Linked DNA regions of Homo sapiens: region 2 is linked to region 1. Evidence: chromatin contacts called from ENCODE Hi-C or POLR2A ChIA-PET data. All regions are on one chromosome and are shown on one strand. Each heading gives the region's core, a stretch centred on a gene start or an enhancer-like site at or near the end of the contact. The rest is flanking DNA. Distances are from core to core; before and after follow the strand shown.

Region 1 (2,700 bases), core at 30-2,529:
CTATGTCTGAAAAATAAGACAGGAATAGAAAGTTTCAACTTAATTTTTTAAAAAAATTCATGTAAGATATTGAAGAATATTGAAAACATACAGCAATAATAAAAGAAATATTTTTATTTCCAGCCTTTATTATAATTAAAGTGCTTATTTTGAAGACAGCCATCCGACGGGGAAGCAAATATTAGTATCATCATCTTCAGACATTTGAGAAAATTGATTCAAATAAAGTTAAGGAATTTGACCAACGTAACAGATGATCTGGGTCCAAAATTCATTCTCTTATGAAAGAACATTATGAAAAAAGAAAATTAAAATGTAGGAAGGAAAATACTGAAGTTTGGAAATAAAGTAAAGACGTTCATTTAAACATTAATGTGCCCATATGTATTAGCTCAAGGTACCATAACAAAACACCACAGACTGGGTGGCTTAATATGAACTTTATTTTCTCACTGTTCTGAAGGGTGGACATCCCAGTCAAGACTCCAGCTGATTCTGTTCCTGGTAAGGGAACTCTTCCTAGCTTGTGGCTAGCAGACTTCTTGCTGTGTTCTCACGAGGCCTTTTCCCTTTGTCAGAACTAAGAAAAAGAGACAGCCCTGGTGTCTCTTCCTCTTTTTCTAAGGACACCAGTTCTATCAGATTAGGGCCCCACCCTTGTGACCTCACTCAATCTTAATTACCTCTGTAAAGGACCTGTCTCCAAATACAGTCACATTGGCAGTCAAGGCTTTCATTTATGAATTTTGAGGAACACAGTTCAGGTTATAGTACCATATTTTACCCTAGCTAAATGAAGTAAGAAGCTAAACGTGATACCAGAAATACTCTTTAATGCAATTTGTATAATACAATTAAATTTCATTCAACAGAGGGGACATAATCAAAAACAAATTCACCACTCATGGAAGAACAAATCAGACATCTAAGAAGACTATTAGCAAAAGATGGCCAATCCTTAGCTCAAAGCTTCAGAAACTAGGCTTCTGGAAGCAGTCTTCTAACATGACACCAGAAAGACCCTAAGGGCTAAACTACAACAACCTGAATAGAGTATCTTGATCTCATCTTTCTCAAATGTGAATTCTTCATTTCCACCCCAATATCATCCCTTTGTAGTGAAAGTTTTCATCATTTGTTTTTATCCAAAACAGACAGTAAGACAAATATTCAAGTTTTCCCAAGAAATGCTGGTAGGGGAGTAGGGAGGAAGTGGAGAAGTAAAATAGGAAATGGAAGAATTCTAGCGCAGGGGGCATTATGAAGTCATGTACCACTATTGGTAACTGGAGCTAAATCTTTCTGGGGAACCCTAGAACTCTAGTGGGACAGAGTTTATGGGTATATTATCGAGTGAGAGGAAAGTGAAATATTGATCTGTCATCTTCCTTTATGTTATTTGTTGAGGGTTGTTTCTGGGGCAATAACTATTGCACTTCTAGTTTTCCTTGAGTGTAGACCCAATATGCTCCTACAGTCAGAAAAACACAAATCCACAGGCAAATAGCTGCATGTGTTCACAGTAAGACTTAAAACAAGACCGTATTTTCCAAATTATTGTTTATCATCATGGAGATACCCAAGCTATTTCCAAGTCTTGTTGTTTCTCTATCCTCAATATCTCTAGAATACAGTCAATTTCAATATCCATAATCCTACTAGGCTAGGCATATCACCATCATTTGCCTAGACTTTTGAATATGTTTCTAGATGGTCTTCATCCTTTCAGTATGCTTTCCTCCAGTTTATTCTACACATGGAAGCTTTACTATAGTTATAAAATATAAATGTGATCATGTAATTTCCCTGCTTAAAACACTGTAGTGTTACTCCAATGTCATCTGGATAAATCCACACTTGTTATCATACTTTGGACTTCTTAGCATGGTTCAGGAGGTTTATTTCAAGTATCAACCTCTCCTACACACACACACGCACACCACCTGATGTTCCTCACAGTGAGTGTCTATCATGGCTGTAAACGTGTTCCTGCCCAAGGAAGAGGATCTCTGTAACCCCTCTCATACTTCCTATTGCCCAGGGTAAGTACCTCAAAAGAGAACCGAAATGCAGGCATATGATTCCCCTAGATGACCTTACCTAGAATAATAATATAAGCTATCTCAATACACCAATACCTTTATATATAGTATTGTTTCTTGTGATGTTGGTAGCCAGTTCCTAACTTTCTTTGCTGAACCCTGGCCAAAACATGATTTTCCAATCCATTATTTTTTCAAATCTGAGAGGAGTTTCTGCAGAATCTTCCCAGACAAGCTTCTGTTGGTGAAGGGTTACATTTTGAGGGCAGCCTCTGATTTGGAAATATATTTAAAACTAGGTTACAGGAAAACAAAACAAAACTAGTTGGAATTGAGAAGGTTGTGGGTGAGTCACACCTCAAAAAAAAAATAACAATCTCTGCTTCTCATTTCTGGCTAGACACTGGACCTGCAATGCCTCCTATGAGACTACATACAGTGGGCGTGTTATGGATGGCTGAAGCACAGCACGGTACTGTTGTAACAAGAAACAGCCTCTTCTGTAAGGGACAAATTGCCGAGAGTGCAGCTTTTGGTTTGAGTAAAACAGAAAAGGAGAAAATTGACCCACATGTGCCAATAAAAAAGAACATCATTTAAATAAAAGACCCGTATTAACCATTTAAAAATGTCAGGAATTAGAGAGTAGGGGAGCACA
Region 2 (2,700 bases), core at 156-2,655, 210 kb after region 1:
AGCAGGGGACCAGTCACAAAGCCATTGCAACAATCTGGATGAGAAATGATGGTGGCTTGGGCTAAGGATTTAGAAGTAAAGTTTGCAAGGAACTCTTGACACTGGATGTATTTTAATTGTAGAGGCAATGGACTGCCCACCTATTACTTCTCACAGCCCCCCACACTCACCCCAGCCTCACCCAAACATTTTCAGGAACTGATGCTTCTGCCTGACTCCTTCCAGGTCTTTGCATGTAGGCCTCAGATAGCCTTCCTCTTTGTAACCTACTTAAAATAAACTCCCTTTCTCTTTGCTATTCTTTCTTAGCAACATGTTTATTTCTTATCACTATTTGTCATTTTGGCACTTCTGTTTTTTTTGTCTGTCTTTCCATCTACTCTATAGGCAGTATGAAATCAGGGACCAAATTTGTTTAGTCCAATAATTTACTCCAATTGCCTAATGCAGTACCTTAAACATAGTAGGTGCTCAACCAATACTTGATGTCTGTATTTATGAGTTTTTCCAATCATTATATCAATACCTACCTTGGGCAGGCCCTTGGTCTAAATTTCACACTCTTGCCCCAGATGCCTTGCTATGGATTCCACAGAGAAACACTGATAAATTTTTAACCTGTAGTAGCTGTTTCATCACTAGTCTCAATGATAGAAGCTCATTGAGTGGGTCTCTATTCTGCTCAACTGGAGTAAAAATAGGCACTGCTTAGCAACCAGCATTTTGTACTGTGCTTTCTCCTCTGAGAAAGGCAGAGCAATGCTAGGAAAGTCAGAGCAATGCTAGGACTCAAACAGTGAAGGGATTTAGGAATGGGTAAGTATATTAAAAAATTGGATAAAAGTGTTTTTGAGAAAAAGCTCCAAATGGTTGCTCCAGAAAGGGTGAGAACATAACATGCTAATGATGAAAGGATCCCCTCGGACAGAAAACCTTTGCATTTCCCAAATTAGATAGTGCACTCGGGTCATAGCACAGAAGGTTCTTAACATAAACCAAAATGGACTAATTGCGCACAAATGATTAAGCTTGATTCATTGTTCTTATAGCTATACTCACCAGTTGTGGAAATAAAGTTAAAACAAAACTAGAAAGTGGCTTTGTGTGTTAGTCTGTGGCTTTGGTTTTGATTTTTAATCCTAACCTGCCAGCCATTGTATCCAAACCTCAATTTTGTTTCTGCCACTCTCACTACACCTTTGTACAAATGTGGGAAAGTCCCTTTTGCTCAAGACTCACTTTTCTCAACTGTCAAGGAAGGTGATTCAGTGACCTCCAAAGCCACCTACAGATCTAAAAATAACCACCTGTCCAGACTGTCTGGATAAGCCCAAGTGGCCAGTAGCCTGGAGAGTCATGTGCCCAGCGTGGCTTTATCTGCAAGCTTGTTCCCATCCTCTGTCAGTACCAGGACACTGAATACACGGCTTCAACGCAGGTTGCCAATCACCTACAGCTTACCTGCTCCCTAGAGAGTTGCCTATTGTTTGCCCTGTAACTGCAGACCAGCTCTGGCCATCTTTGCTAACCTATGACAGAGGTCTGAATGCCTTCCAATTTTATCCCTTCTTTGGTACTCCCTCCACCCTAGAGTACCATACTTTCCCTATATCTGATAGTTACTCTTTTGTCATCATTAATAATTCTTTATATTCAGCTTCCTCTGTTTAACCAACTAAGTGTTTCCTATCTATCTTCTGATTAAACCTAGACTATTGGATCATTTGAATTAAGTTTGTAATACATTTCAACGGAGTTATTTATTAGAGAAAGGGTGAATCTCAATCATGGGGAAAAAGTAGCATCTTAGAGAATATTATACTTTGGAGAAGATAATTTTTAATAATCATTGATCTCAGACTCCTCCTAATTGACTTAATGAAGCAAGAAAGGAAAACTGACAAAGGCATAGCAACTAACTTTAAGGAGGAATTACGTAGCAACTTGAGTCGCTGAAAAGTGCGTATTCAATTTTGGTTTGAAATTCTGTCCCTTCTCCCCCTGTTTTGAATATTATGAATCCACTTGGAATTAAAATAGAAGAGTAGGAAATGTCAATACAATAGAGAGTAAAATTGTCCTGTTACGATCCTTAGGAAGTAATTGTCTGGAGAGGTCTATCCCTTAGGAGCTTGTATATTATCCATCTCAACTTGGAGGGAAGTCTCTGACGGGCGAGACAGGATTTTGTTTTATGCATAATTTGATTCAATGTTTTTGCTACTGGGTAAAAACAAATGAGATGATTTATAGCTACATAGTAAAGAACCACAAGATCTGTATAGGATTGAAGCTAAAGGCTGTAGTTTAACGGAACTAAATGAAAGTTGGGTCTTCAGTAGATTTATATTTCAAGACAAGTTCCTAAAATTTTACAGCTCTCCCCAAAGGAGAGAAGGTTTACTATTTTCTTAGCAAAAGTTATGTGTATTGCTTGTCTCTGCTGATTTCTCTTGGTGAAAGTAGAATCCTTAATGAATTTTCAGAGAGATTAATAAATACAGAGGATTTGTTTTCTTAATCTTGCTTTTTCCTAACAGCGCCTAAGGATCTGCCATGAGCTGTGCCTACAAAAAGCCATAAATCTGGTCAATTCATCTTGAAAAGATGAATCAAGTCAAGTGAGTGAGAAATAAATTAAAAAGGATGTTAGCTATAAAACAGCTTCCTGCATGATTCAATTTATCAGTTTGCAAATGT

Evidence for each region. Hi-C counts contacts between places; a loop is a spot of excess contacts on that map. ChIA-PET counts read pairs that join two places held with the same protein, here RNA polymerase II (POLR2A). Pooled maps may share reads with other maps.
Region 2: a pooled map shows a loop between it and region 1 (4-fold over the local background). The contact joins the enhancer-like site here to the promoter of LINC02013 in region 1. A Hi-C loop is called at or near these places in 1 of 168 maps with a recorded cell type or tissue (HepG2) and 7 of 50 pooled maps. POLR2A ChIA-PET finds 5 or more read pairs at or near these places in 2 of 52 experiments (A673 and WTC11).

The regions. Positions count from the first base shown.
Region 1 is chr3:190,697,893-190,700,592 of GRCh38, reverse strand. It overlaps LINC02013 (long intergenic non-protein coding RNA 2013), which reads left to right and starts at 1,279. Exons shown (of 2, transcript NR_183762.1): 1 at 1,279-2,042; 2 at 2,443-2,648.
Region 2 is chr3:190,490,343-190,493,042 of GRCh38, reverse strand. No RefSeq gene overlaps it. Among named protein-coding and RNA genes, the nearest start is that of IL1RAP, 22 kb to the left of the region's middle. Within about 2 kb of position 1,405, at least 4 of the 41 ENCODE cell types and tissues checked have a DNase peak (open chromatin) inside an H3K27ac peak, as active enhancers do; they include A673, where a contact is called at or near this core.